2 separate regions of the Homo sapiens genome follow, and region 1 is linked to region 2. Evidence: chromatin contacts called from ENCODE Hi-C or POLR2A ChIA-PET data. All regions are on one chromosome and are shown on one strand. Each heading gives the region's core, a stretch centred on a gene start or an enhancer-like site at or near the end of the contact. The rest is flanking DNA. Distances are from core to core; before and after follow the strand shown. Region 1 has its middle 54 kb from the start of HPSE. Region 2 overlaps COQ2 (coenzyme Q2, polyprenyltransferase).

The links. A loop is a pair of places that touch in the nucleus more often than their neighbours do. ChIA-PET counts read pairs that join two places held with the same protein, here RNA polymerase II (POLR2A). Pooled maps may share reads with other maps.
Region 1: a map of naive thymus-derived CD4-positive, alpha-beta T cell shows a loop between it and region 2 (18-fold over the local background). The contact joins two enhancer-like sites. A Hi-C loop is called at or near these places in 1 of 168 maps with a recorded cell type or tissue (naive thymus-derived CD4-positive, alpha-beta T cell) and 5 of 50 pooled maps. POLR2A ChIA-PET finds 5 or more read pairs at or near these places in 1 of 52 experiments (endothelial cell of umbilical vein).

The regions. Positions count from the first base shown.
Region 1 is chr4:83,385,221-83,392,658 of GRCh38, reverse strand. No RefSeq gene overlaps it. Among named protein-coding and RNA genes, the nearest start is that of HPSE, 54 kb to the right of the region's middle. RefSeq lists enhancers at 1,755-2,572, 3,058-4,257. Within about 2 kb of position 3,223, at least 2 of the 41 ENCODE cell types and tissues checked have a DNase peak (open chromatin) inside an H3K27ac peak, as active enhancers do.
Region 2 is chr4:83,258,235-83,265,146 of GRCh38, reverse strand. It overlaps COQ2 (coenzyme Q2, polyprenyltransferase), which reads left to right. Exons shown (of 7, transcript NM_001358921.2): 7 at 784-1,323. The coding sequence ends at 948. Among named protein-coding and RNA genes, the nearest start is that of COQ2, 23 kb to the left of the region's middle. Within about 2 kb of position 4,431, at least 7 of the 41 ENCODE cell types and tissues checked have a DNase peak (open chromatin) inside an H3K27ac peak, as active enhancers do.

The DNA.
Region 1 (7,438 bases), core at 1,974-4,473, 130 kb before region 2:
AACACAAATGGAAAACCACCATTCTGGAAGGTTCCTTCTGGATCTTAGCACATGAGTAATCTAAGTTAAATACCCATGACAGGATTATTTTATATTCCTGAAAACTATATGGAAGTTAACTGTGGCGGGGCGTGGTGGCTCACGCCTGTAATCCCAACACTTTGGGAGCCTGAGGCGGGCAGTTCACAAAGTCAGGAGTTCGAGACCAGCCTGGGCAACATAGTGAAATCCCATCTCCACTAAAAAATACAAAAAATTAGCTGGGCATGGTGGCAGGCGCCTGTAATCCCAGCGACTAGGGAGGCTGAGGCAGGAGAATGGCTTGAACCTGGGAGGCAGAGGTTGCAGTGACCCAAGATCATGCCACTGCACTCCAGCCTGGGTGACAGAGACTCCATCTCAAAAAAAAAAAAAAAAAAGAAGAAGTTTACTGTGATGGATACCTAACATATTTATTGATTGCACTTTTCTCCAGTGAAAAGATTTTATTTATAGTATTAGTATTATTTATTTATAGTATTATAACAGTTTAAGTAAAATGTAAAAGTCCTATCCTTAGTTGATTAAAACAGAACAACAAAGATCCAATTAACACAGAAGTTTGAATTACTAACTGCAGAGGAGTTTTTATGAGCCATCTAGTTAGTCTCTAACACTTTCCCAAACCTTTCTTCTCTTTTTAAAATGGGTAGAAAGGATAGTATCATAAGAAAGATATGCATAAAGTTATGAAAATGTAGGCTAACAGCAATGAGAGTGTAAAGAACTAGCTATTATAATGCCAAATGCTAAACGTTTTTCCTTTGTGGTAAAATATAATATTACTGTATGATCACACATAAAATTGGAAAAAAAATCCATAGGCAATAGACTACTTACTCCATACAAAGTGCAGCAACACTAGTTTGATTTTGCATAAATTTGTAAGCATTTTGAGAGTTGTAATAAAAGTTTAATGTCCATCCTAGAAATGATGAAGGGATTCAACATCATTTTACTGAAATTTGTCAAAGCCATTGAAAGCTCATTTAAAATATTTAAGTGCATTTTACCGAATAGTTTCAACATACTAGCCTGATACTAGTAGAAGGCAGGAGGTGGAATACTTGGTCCTTATTTCTTTTAGGAGTAGTGAAATTTTGTTACCCAGGGTAACAAAACGAGATGTAGAGTATGCAAGATAAATGTTCTAGGCACCAGAGTGAGCAAAGTGGGAGGTAGAGTCTGGGAAGGAACTGTGGTAGAAGAGGACCATGAACTAGATGCTAAAAGGACAGGAGAATTGGGGATGTCAGAGAGAAGGCATTTGGGGGAGCAAGAGCACAGGTACTCTTCCAGCTGAGGCGTACAAAGAAGAGGCTATGAGCTGCACCATCTGTATACTGGAGCTCTTAAAGCAGTAACGAGAAACCAAATGAGCAGCAGCACGTCGTTTGTGCTGAGCCAGCACTACTTTCTCATCTGGTCTCCCTTGTGATCAATGGACGCCATGTGTGAAACGCCTGACAGAGGTGTGCACATGCCACTGCAATATGGGCAGAGCCATCTGGAGGTCAAGTTCATAATAACCTTGGTCTTCTTAGCTCCATGGTCTGTCTGTCTAAACTAATCCCTGCTCCCTATGACAAAAAGAAAATGTATCTGACCTTTGTCAAAGACAAAGTCAGACACTAGTAAAGTACTAAAATAGACATTATTCTGTCATAACCACTGCAATAGGGAAGCGATACAGTGTGAACTGAGCTTACTTTGATTGTGCAGAGTTGACTGGGTGTTTGAAAGGGAGAATGAGGGAGTAGGATGGGAGAACCAGACCGAGCTTGAGCAGGGACTGGGTTTGTTGATTGGTGCTTATGTGGAAGAAAAGCAGATTTCCCCTCACATCTTTATGACAGGAGATAGTGCTGCTAGTTAGAGCGCAGTGGTCACCCTACTGGGAGATGTGGTAAGGAGAGCAGAGTTATTTCCCTGAATTTTTGCATTTCAAAGAGATGGCCAGCAGGCGCAGTGGCTCACGCCAGTAATCCCACCACTTTGGGAGGTCTGGGCGGCCGGATCACTGGAGGTCATTCGGAATTTGAGATCAGCCTGGCCAACATGGTAAAACCCCGTCTCTACTAAAAATACAAAAATTAGCCAGATATAGCGGCAGGAGCCTGTAATCCCAGCTACCCAGGAGTCTGAGGCAGGAGAATCACTTCAACCATCTCAAAAAAAAAAAAAGGAATGGCCCTCAGGTTCTCGAGGAGACAGTTCTGGATAGTGGAAATCAACATCACAAAGAGGGAGAGAAAGCATCTACACTTGCAAACTTTCTAAAGGTACTGCTCTAAGGCAGGCAGGTGAAGGGGCCTATCTGTCTATTACCAGGTTTGGGCTGGAACAAACAGTAATTCTCCAGCAGCCTTGAGCATTCCCAGGCAGGAACTTTAAGGGGAGTGAGGGGTCATCCTAGGGGTTCAGCCTTAACTGTTAGAGACTATATTACTGGTGGTTCGAGTCTTTTAGTGGGGAAGAGAGAGTGTGGATGAAATCATTTGTTCTGAGAGTCTGTAGTTTTTACAGGCCAAAGTTGAGGCCTCATCAAAAAGAGGACTCAGAGGAGTCTTTCTAAAGTTTGAGCCGGGCATGGTGGCTCACGTCTATAATCCCAGAACGTTGGGAGGGTGAGGTGGCAGGATCACTTGAGCTCAGGAGATTCACGCTGCAGTGAGATATGATCATGCCATTGCACTCCAGCCTGGCAACAGACTGAGGCCCTGTATCTATTTTTAAAACATAAAGTAATAAATAAACTTTGGTCAAGAAGAGAGTTTTTGTCGCCCTCCAATATTTGTTCAAAATGCTCCACTTAGCTCGTTTTTTAAAATACCATCACTAAGCTTGACATTTGGTTGTTATAAAACCTGGGTCTTGGTCTTTAACTTAATTTTAGTTCTTGGGTTTTTCTCAGTATGATCACAGGGGAGTAGAAAGAGGGTTTTAACATAAGTTATTTCAGCCCTTTGCATAGCTCTTAAGTTCAGCTTTCAAGACTCCAGCTGCAGGAGGAAGCCTTTAGAAACTGGAATGACCTTGAAAAGCTTCTTCCACCCATCGCCTGGGCCTGAGCAGGTGCAATTCAAAATGACCTCAAGGGGGGAGTTGAGCTTTTATAGGCAACAGGCTGCACTTTAGTTGTCCCAGCCTGTGCAGACATACTAAATCAAAATTAACTGTTAATGATGGTGGTGTCAGTACCACTCTGCTGGGGAAACTAAAAGGCAGAGAAACGAGGCTCTAACAGCTGTCAGTAATTGGGTCACTGCCTTCCCCTGAGCACTGGCTGCCTACACTTTTGCCAGCACCTACTATCATTAATGGCCCTGCTGCCAAAAAGACTTACCTTTGCCAAGATGTTGGGCTGGATGAACACGTGTTCTTTCAGGAGAAGCCGAAAGTCCTTGAGAGAAGCACAAAAGCAGGACATGAGTCCACACAGAAAAATGTGAGAAAGGTCTGATGCATCACTAAATAGTGCCGTGGGCAGAACACGCTAACAGTGGCTGCATCCGCACTTTTGTTACTGTGGGCAGAGTGAACGGCAGGTGGAGGCTGGCTTCCCTACAAGTTTCATGTGTCCTTTTTTGTTGTCTTTTCCTGAAAAATGAGCAGACACTGTCAAAACTTCTTTATTATCAATTCAGCAATGAGAAAAAGTCTTTCCCATTATTTATTCCAAATGCGTAATTGGCATGTTACTGATTCATAATGGCGAGTGGTTTCATCCATAAATAATGATCAATTGAGTTCCTGTGTCTGATACAGACCACTAAGCAGACTAAGATCAGAGAAACCCACTCAATATTTCGCTTTTCCTTAGTGAATGTCAATGATCTGTTGAATGAGAAGCTTGAATCCCACCCTTGGTAACAGATGTCCTGGCTGGTCTCTGCTAGAATTGCAGATAAATTGTTCCACAGGTAATTCAAGTGGCTTGGAAGGAAATGAGTTCCACTCCTTATCCCTGGGAACACTCGCCACATCTATACTGTGAATTAAGAAGCTTCAGAGTGTTATTGGGGTGTTTTATTTAAGCACCTCAGTTTGGTGTTACTTACAAACCAATGTAAGTTAGTAGTTACATGTATGCGACTATGGAGGGCGGTGGAGTTCTCTCAGATTAAAAGCTCTTCTTGCTTTTCAGGCAGTACCATCAAAGTGGCAATTCAAGGAAACCCGGAAGTGAACTGCTGGGCTTGCTGTCTGGGGGTAGGCAGTGTTTCCTGCATGGTGGAGTACTCCAAAAGGGGCAACTGTGGAGCTACATCACTGGTGACCACAGAAAAAGAAATGGGATGGCTGTTTATTTGTTCTCAGAACCATCCCCTGCTCTTTTCTTCTCAGAATTGTAGGGGCCAGAGCCTGGACATTTCCATTTCCCAGTCTTCCTTGTTGACCTGGTGCTCAGTTAGGTTTATTCTGTGGGAACCCACTTGGAGCTCCAGAGCTGGTATTGTGAAAGATGTCAGAGTCAAAATGGAGTCACTGATGTTAAGAAAACCCTGACAATAGAGCCAGGGAAGGCCATGAAGAGAGGGTTTCATGCTTGTATGCCTGATCATGAAAAAGACTCTACAACAAAACACAACTTTGTACATAAAATACTTCTGCAAGGACTTCTGCCCAGCAACTGCCAGTCCAACCTTGGACTGGTGCCACCATTATTATTGATCTTCATAGCCAAGGATAATTATTTCAAAACAATTACATAATCCTCATTTTTTCCTTTGAAAACCTTTGTGTTCCTTCACCTCCCTAAATATGCACATAGTTTACTACGGTATGTGCATTCCTATTGCAATGTTCCATTCCCAAATAAACATCTTTTCTTTTAGAGAGCCTCTCTCTGTCATTTAGGTGGAAAATATAAAGATTATTTTAAGCTGAAGACATTTGAGATTCAACAGATACAGAAAGGAGCCCTCTCAGAGCTTCGTTTCTCTGACAAAAAGCAGAAACTTCTAAATGAGGGTGCCATAAATTTCCTCTTTGAAGCAGATTTTCTCCCATGAGAGAGACCAAGAGTTAACCTACCATAAATCCCCTCTTCAGTGTGGTTTCATGGCCAGAAAGAAGACAGAAAGACTACTTACAAACGAACATTATTAAAAACTTTCTTTTCTCCTGTTTTTTTTCCCCTAAAAACCTATTTGTCTTTCCTAAAGAAATCTATTTGTTCTTTCATGAGGAGACTTTTCTCCTTTCTCCCTTTCACCTATGAAGTTAGGAATGTAAGCCCCAAATTCCAACCACCACACCACACCCAGTGACTCCTCACTGAGCACTCATGTGTGCATTGCACACACAAACTGTCTTTTCTCCTGTGACTCTGTCTTTTGTCTGTTAAATTGACAGGCCCTGAGCTACCGAATGTAAGATAGTAAAGGAAAAGTTTTTCCTTCTCAATAGGCCAGTGGGAGGCACTGGCGGGAGATCTGGCAGCATCTCCAGCTGCGTCTCCTCTAAGGTCCCAGCTTTTTTGAGGCAGCCTCTCTGCAGCCTCAGCTCCTTGGGCAGGCTCCAAAGTGGTTAACTCCCACCAATGGTGGTGGTTCTGGCTCCTGGCTTCCCAATACCACCTTTTCTTTTGTTCTTTCTAGTCCTGTGGGTAGTAGTAGCCTCTTGCTGTTGCTAATATCTGGCTTGCCTCCTTGTCCTTTGTTTGACTTTTCAATTCTCTCAAGACTTTTGTATTTGGTTCCCTATATCAAATTCCCTCAACAAAATTATCTGAGATGGGCTCTGTTTTCCAAACAGGACACTCTCTGATAAAAGAGGTAGGCATGGCTTGGTCTTCCTCATCACTATCAGGGACTTTCCAATGCCAGTCTTCCTTAAATTCTTTATAGGAACAGGAAATTGGTTAGTGTTTGGGGGATATAGAGAAGAAAATCTTTTTCCTTCTATCCTCCTAGCTTCAATGGCTGAGGCCCGCAAATCAAACTGATAAAGGCAGGTGAACAAGAAAGAAAACACAGTTTAATTTATATATGTACAAATGAGAGAAAATGTGACTCAAGGAGGTAGCCAGATGCTTGATGCTTTTACACAGACTAAGCTACACAAATAAAAGGGTCTTTGGGCTTCTGAGCAGAGGAAGCAAGTTATGGGTAGGTGAGGGGAGAAATGTAAGGTAAAGAAGACTTGTCCTGTTATGCAGATAATACTCTCTGGCGGTGGGGGTGGGGTGGAGGGGATAAGACTTGTCTCCCTGGAGTAGCTGTGTCCTTGGTACGGAGACATCTTTACAAATGGAAGTGTCCTTCAAAAATATAAACTTTTTTACAAAAAAATTACTTTGTGGTATGGTTTGGATTTTTGTCCCCTCCCAAATCTCATGTTGAATTGGAGGAGGGGCCTGGTGGGAGGTGATTGGATCATGGGGGCAGATTTCCCCCTTGCTGGTCTTGTGATAGTGAGTGAGTTCTCAGGAGACCTGATTGTTTAAAAGTGATGTGGAGCCTCCCCTCCTTCCCCTGCCACCATGTGAAGAGGGTGCTTGCTTCCCTTTCCAACATGATGGTACATTTCTTGAGGCCTCCCAGTCATGCTTCCTGTTAAGCCTGCGGAACTGTGAGTCAATTAAACCTCTTTTCTTTATAAATTATCCAGCCTCAGGTAGTTCTTTATAGCAGTGTGAGAACAGACTAACACAGAAAATTGGTACCAGGAGTAATGCACTGCTATAAAGATACCTGAAAATGTAGAAACAATGCCAGAACTGGGTAATGGGCAGAGGTTGGCACAGTTTGGAGGGCTCAGAAGAAGACAGGAAGATATGGGAAAGTTTGGAGCTTCCTAGAGACTTGTTGAATGGCTTTTGACAGAAATGCTGATGATGACTATGGACAATGTAGTCCGGGCTGAGGTGGTCTCAAATAGAGAAGAGGAACTTATTGAAAACTGAAGTAAAGGTCACTCTTGCTATGCTTTAGCAAAAAGTCTGGTAGCATTTTGCCCCTGCCTTAGAGATTTATGGAATTTTGAACTTAAGAAAGATGATTTAGGGTATCTGGCAAGAGAAATTTTTAAGCAGCAAAGCATTCAAGATATGACCTGACTGTTTGTAAAAGTGTATGTTCATATGCACAAACAAAGAGATTGTCTGAAACTGGAAGCAGAGCGTGAAAGTTTGGAAAATCTGCAGCCCAGCCATGTGGTAGCCAGCCATTTTCTGGGGAGAAATTCCAGTCTGTTCTAGAAATTTTGATAAGTAAAGAGGAGCCAAATTTTAATAGCCAGGACAGTGGAGAAAATGTCTCCAGGGCATTTCAGGGACCTCCATGGCAGCCCCTCCCATCACAGACCTGGATGCCTAGTAGGAAAAAATGGTTTAGTGGGCCAGGCCCAGGGCCCTGCTCCTCTGTGCAGCCTTAGGACATGGCATCCTGCATCC
Region 2 (6,912 bases), core at 3,182-5,681:
CGTGAGACTTCCTTAGTGTATTTGCAGGGCTACCATGGGGAAAAAGGAGTACGCTTGTTCTAGATTACTAGCAACAGATTTAGGTCTCTAGCTCCCCTTCCCTAAATGTAGGTCCCTGAACAGGAGAGATTTAGAAATGTGGGAGGGCATTTTTGGTTATAATAAACTAGGAGGGGTGACTATATGGATGATGGCCAGATACAGTCAATATCTTGTGCTGCACCAGATTGCCCTGCATTAGAGTTGTCCTGCCCAAATGGGACTTGTTCTCCATTGAGAAACTTTGCTGCAGACGCTAAAACCAGAACTGGAGGGTAGGAGTTGCAGGGAGACAGACTTTAGATCAGTCAGTATAAGGAAGAACGTTCTAAATCGTTAGAACTAAAAACAGTATGGGTTGCCTCACAAGCATTCATGCAACCCTCAACCGAAAATTCTTAAGAAACAGCTTGGATGATTCCAAGTGAAAAATATGGTAAATTTTTCTTTTTCTTTTTCTTTTTTTTTGAGATAGAGTCTCACTCTCTCACCCAGGCTAGGAGGGTGCAGTAGGGTGATCATGGCTTATTGCAGCCTTGACCTCTTGGCCTCAAGCAATCCTCCCACCTCAGCCTCTTGAGTAGCTGGGACTACAGGCATGTGCCTTCGTGCCTAGCTAATTTTTCATTTTTTATATTTGTATTTTTTGTATTTGCTGTTTTCTCCTCCGTGTTAACATGTTTATTTGTTATGACCCAAAGTCCAGACTAGGTATTAATACAACTTTGTATTCCTCTCTTGCAGATTTACACTCTAGACATCCACAGACCTGAGGATTGTTGGAATAAATTTATCTCCAACCGAACACTGGGACTAATAGTTTTTTTAGGGATTGTCCTTGGGAATTTGTGGAAAGAAAAGAAGACAGACAAAACAAAGAAGGGTATAGAGAATAAAATAGAAAATTAATGAATGAAATTTATCTAGGAATTTTTAAAACATTTTTTACAAAATATAATTAGATTTGAATACAAAATCTGATACAATATGTTAAAGAATTAAGAACCTGAAGATGAAGATTTAGAGCATATTTACCTGGATTTTACTTATTTGCTAGCAAAATTCCCCCTTGTCACAGAAACCAGGGACTCTTCAGGATTTGAGATGGCCTTGAGTATTTTAGTTGATACATTCTTCTGCCCATTATAATTCTCACCTGAAGTTATGGGGATTGCACGGGTTTTGGCACTTTAGAAAAAGCCTGATGTGGGTCTTACATAAATGAATGTCTGTATAAGAAAATGGACTCTTTTTTTTAGGGAAAAATAAAAGCAACTATGGGAAGTTGGGCCTTACTGTTCTTTATTGTGACCTTTAGTCACTGCCAAAAACTGTAATTTAGGAAACCAATTCTGTTTTTTTATGTTTTAGGAGAATTTAAATAACCAAATAGAAGTATTTAGCTATTATAGCCACATGTACCACTGTTTACCAACCCTGACTTTTATTTGGGAGATTTGGTCTCTGTGTGCAGTCACAGTGACCAGAACAGACAAGTGGGCAGTCACCAGAGACTACCTTGATTTTCTGTCTATATCTTTTTTATCTTATCCCATTATAGTTTATAGGATAGTGATATTTAAATGTTTACTGTTTTTTCCTTTACCTGCCCTCACCTTCACAATGTTCTCAACACAGTAACCAGAGTAATTCTCTTAAAACCTGAGTAAGGTCATGTCATTCCTCTCCCCAGAACCCTCCAGGATCTCCCTAGGTCACTCAGTACAAAACGAAAGTCCTACCACCTGCCAGGCCCTCCATGACTTGGCTTCATGTCTGACTTCTCACACTCACACCTGTAGCCCCACTGGCCTCACTCTTCCTTAAACAGGCTGGGCAGACTCCTACCCCAGGGCCTTTGCATTTACTGTTCACTTTGTCTGGAAAGTTCTCCCCAGATCATGTCTTACTCCTTCACTGCAGAACCTTTCTTAAATGTCACCTTCTCTAAGAGGCTTTTCTTAGCCATCTTCAAAAATCTCACCTGCAAATACCACCCATACTTCTGTCCCCTTGCTTTTTTTTTTCTCTTCAGCTCTTAATATTAGCAACCTGAACTATATCTTACTTGATTTAAATTGCTCTCATAGACAGTAGGCTATAGGGCAGACAGTCATTTGTATATGTGGGTGTGGGCAGCAGTAAATATAAAATTGCATGATGAGGGCGACGATGATGGTGATGATGAAGATGATGATGCAGCTAACAGCACTTACATATGCCAGGCACTGATAAGCATAGGAAAAATTATTTAACTGTTTACTCAGCAAATACTGAGCCACTGAAAATGACTTGGGTCAGTTGTTGCAGCTGTAACTTTGCTATAGCAGCAGTGAGTTGAAGGGGAGAAGAATTAGGAACATAGTACCCTACTTTTGAGGAAATATGATTGGCTTTGATTTTAACAGAATAGACAGAGTTTAAATCTATGTTGATTTCTGTTTTCTTACAGATACGACCCTATATTTTAAAATGCTTAAAACATCTTAACCCATTGCACTGGTTCCAATTAAAGAAGGGTGAGTACAATGTACTTCAATTTTACAACATTCTCCTTAGTTTATGAAAGTTAAAAATGGAACAGATTTTAAAATCACTAAAAATCCTGCAGCTTTTTTGTGATACAGGGGACAAGAGAACATAACATTAATTCATACATACTCAAAAAGCTTATTCTCAAAAAGCTGCTTAAACATAATTGAATTATTTTAGTTCTTTTTCATTTTTCCTCCCTTCTCCCAGTAGAAAACGCTGAAAAAATAATATAAATGGGTAAGGAACAGATTTTTGGAAAAGAAAAAACGATGAAGTAGATTATTAGTCTCTAGAATCACAGACTTAAGACAACTCGAGTTGGAAAGACACACAGCAGTCATCCATCTAGATCAGGAGTGTCAGTCCCTAGGAGAGTTGAAATGAGCATTGCCAGGAGTTTGTGATAGTTGAAATGACCAGCATTGCCGTGGGAATTTATTCAGTGAGGAGGGCCCTTGCCCTACTCTTCTGCTTCAAAGTCACTGTGAGTTTTTCAATAGAAATCATGTGAAAGAACTTTTTAAACTGTGGACAATTATCTACCACAATTTCATGATGGGGGTGGAGATAGGATGGGAGCTACAGGGTCTAAAAAGTAAATGAATACAACTATTCCAGCTCTAACTGACCTGTCCTCTGAATTCCCAGAGCACTTGGTGGGTGCCAGTGGAGCAGGAGCTGTGAATGCCAGTCACAGCCACAGCTTGCCAGGGTTGGAATCTGCTTTAACACCTATCAGTTGGGTGATCTTGGGCAAGTTCCCTGACCTCTCTGTGGCTCACTCGGGGATAATCATAATACCTTTCTCATGCATTTCAAAATTTTCTGTCTTCCCCTGCGAATGGAGATTTCATGGTAAGTGGGACCTTGTTTGTCTTATTCATTGAAATATCCCCAATATACCATATCACAAGGGCTGCCTCTCCCTCTTCCCGGATTTCTTTGCTAAATTGTTTAATGCCTCTACCTGATTTTTATAATCTGGCCTCACCCTAATGTTTCCTCCAACTGAAAGTACACCCTCCACCCTCTGGGTGCCAGTGGAGCAGGAACTAAGAACGCTATCATGACGACAGCTTGCCAGGGTTGGAATCTGCTGTAACACCTGCCTACCAGTTGGTTGCTCTTGGGAAAGTTCCCTGACCTCTCGGTGGCTCAAATACTCAAATAGGTATAATCCTAATACCTTTCTCATGGATTTAAAAATTCTCTGTCTTCCCTTGCGAGAATGGAGATTTCATGATCAGTGGGACCTTGTTTGTCTTATTCATTGAAATGTCCCCAGTATACCACACTGTAAGCACTCAGTAAACATTTGTAATTTTTGTACATCGGGTGAACTAACATTAGAGTTACTTGTCAGACCTGGTGTTAGGTGCAACCATTAGAAATTATTAATGCTGGCCAGTCACGGTGGCTCACACCTGTAATCCTAGCACTTTGGGAGGCCGAGGCGGGCGGATCACGAGGTCAGGAGATCGAGACCATCCTGGCTAACACTGCGAAACCCCGTCTCTACTAAAAATACAAAAAAATAGCCAGGCATGGTGGCGGGCGCCTGTAGTCCCAGCTACTTGGGAGTCTGAGGCAGGAGAATGGCGTGAACCTGGGAGGTGGAGCTTGCAGTGAGCTGAGATCGCGCCACTGAACTCCAGCCTGGGTGACAGACCAAGACGCTGTCTCAAAAAAAAAAAAAGAAAAAGAAATTATTAATGCTGTTCAACAACATAAAAAGTTGACTATGTGAGGTAACGTTACAAAAACATTTTCATGTACATATCATCAAAACTATATAAGAATATAAGTAATGCTGCTGTCTGCCCACCAGGTGGCCTTGCTCTGTAGGAGCAGTCACAACTCTTAACAACACTGGAGCGTAACACTGCCTTTTCGATAAAGCTGTTTTATTCTATCTCTGGCTTGCCCTTTGCCCTTCTTTCCTGGGCAAAGCCAAGAACCCTCGTGGACTAAGCTCCACTTTGGGGCTCATTTGCCCTGTATCAATGGTAACACCTATTTCTTAGGGTTAATGTATAATTTAGAGACTATGCAACACATTTAATATAGGTGCTGGCATACAGTAACTAATTTTTAACTTTAGAAATTAATCAGGCCAGGAATGGTGGCTCATGCCTGTAATCCCAGCACTTTGGGAGGCCAAGGCAGGTGGATCACTTGAGGTCAGGAGTTCGAGACCAGCCTGGCCAACATGGTGAAACCCCATCTCTACTAAAAATACAAAAAAAATTAGCCAGGCTTGGTAGCACACACCTATAATCAATCCCAGCTACTCAGGAGGGTGAGGGAGGCATGAGAATTGCTTGAACCTGGGAGGCAGAGGTTATACTATACTTCTTTTGTAAAATCTACTTTTTTCACTTAATATTTTCCCATGTCATTAATGCTTCTTTCAATATATTGATGTTTTTTGGCTGCATGGGTTTTTATCATATGTATGTACTGCAATTTAATTAATCCTATCATGGATTTTAATATTTACATTTTTTCCTTCTCACAAGCAGTACGGCCATGAATAGATTTGTATCATTGGGCATATCTGTGAATATTTCTGTAGGAAAAATCCTAGAAGCAGAATGTCTTTGTATGTGCATGTACATTTCCAGGGATTGGAGGGTAGGTATGGAGGGTGGAGTATGGTGGTAGGCACATTTTAAAGGATTTGGATTCATTTTCTCAAATTACCCTACAGAAAGCTACACATTGCTAATAGCAGTGCATGAGAGCCTCTTTCTCAGACCTTGGCCAATATGAAAGGATACTATTTTTAAAACTTTGACACATAGGCAAGAACAATATGTGGTTTCACTCACAACTCTGTGATTACTAAAGTAGTTGATCTTTTTCAAAGTGTTTATAGAGCATTTTTATTTCTTCTGTGTGAGTTGCCTTCATGTCTTTGCCCATTTGGTTATTGTTGTTGTTGATGTACGCTGCCTCATTCATTGATTATATCCCCAAGATCTGATATCTGACAGACTTGTGCTCTCATTTTACAAGATTATCGTGTTATTAATTGTGATGGGATTTTGGATTTCATGCTTTATACTGAACTATCTCTTCCATGGAGAAGGTAACATTTAACATTTTTATAGTTGTTCCAATTAATATGTATTATTCAGACAGTCCAAACATTTGTTGAACATCTGTGTGCAGGCACAGGCTAGTTGCTGCAAACACAGAGATTAATTAGAGTTTCTATCTTCAAAAAGCTCAGAATCAGTAGCTGGGATTACAGGCACGTGCCACCATGCCTGGCTAATTTTTGTATTTTTAGTAGAGACGGGGTTTCACCATGTTGGCCAGTCTGGTCTCCACCTCCTGACCTCAAGTGATCTGCCCACCTTGGCCTCCCAAAGTGCTGGGATTACAGGCATGAGCCACTGCACCTGGCCTCTCTCTCTTTCTTTCTTTCTTTTTGTAGAGACAGGGTCTTGCTTTGTTGCCCAGGCTGGTCTTGAACTCCTAGGCTCAAGCAGTCCTCCTGTCTCAGCCTCCCAAGTTGCTGGGATTAGAGACGTGAGTCAACCTCACTCAGCATAAATACTTTTTTTTTTTTTTTTTTTTTCAAATAAAATCGTACATAAAACCCCAACAAATACGTACAGATGGAAATCAGAGACAGTCCCCTTAAACTGAACCTTCCTTTCTTTTAGGATTGTCACAGAGCCCAAGTTGAAAACTATCTCTTAGAGATAAGAATGAACATTGGAGTCCCTACAGTTACTAACTGAATGACTTAGAGTGAACTATTTAAACCTCTCCAGCCTATCTCTTTATATCTAAAATGGGAATTAAAATAATATCTACCTCATGCTGGTGTTTTAAGAATTGCATGAGAAAATGATCTCATCTAAACTCCTGACTTTAAATGTCATCTGTATACTGATTATTCCCAAATGTGTACCTCCAGCCTAAACTTCCCTTTTGAACTTGCACTTGGCAGAATTGAATATTGAACTGCCTACTTGATATTTCAACATGAATGCCAAATAGGCACCTCCAGTTCAATATGTTCAAAACTGAACTCCTGATCTCAGCCTCAAACCTCCTCCTCCCACCCTTCTTGCCATCTCATTAATGGCATCTCCTTTTCCTTTTGCTCTGACCAAAACCTTGGAATCAACCATGACTCCTTTTTCCCACATTCCATATTCAAGACATTAGAAAAGCATATTGGTTCTACCTTCAAAATACATGCAGAATCTAATCTTTTCCTACCACCTCCACAGCTGCCACCCTGGCCCAAGTCCCTATCTTCTCCCCGCTGGATTAACACATTAGCCTCCTCACTGGTCTCCCTCCTTCTCCCTTGCCCCC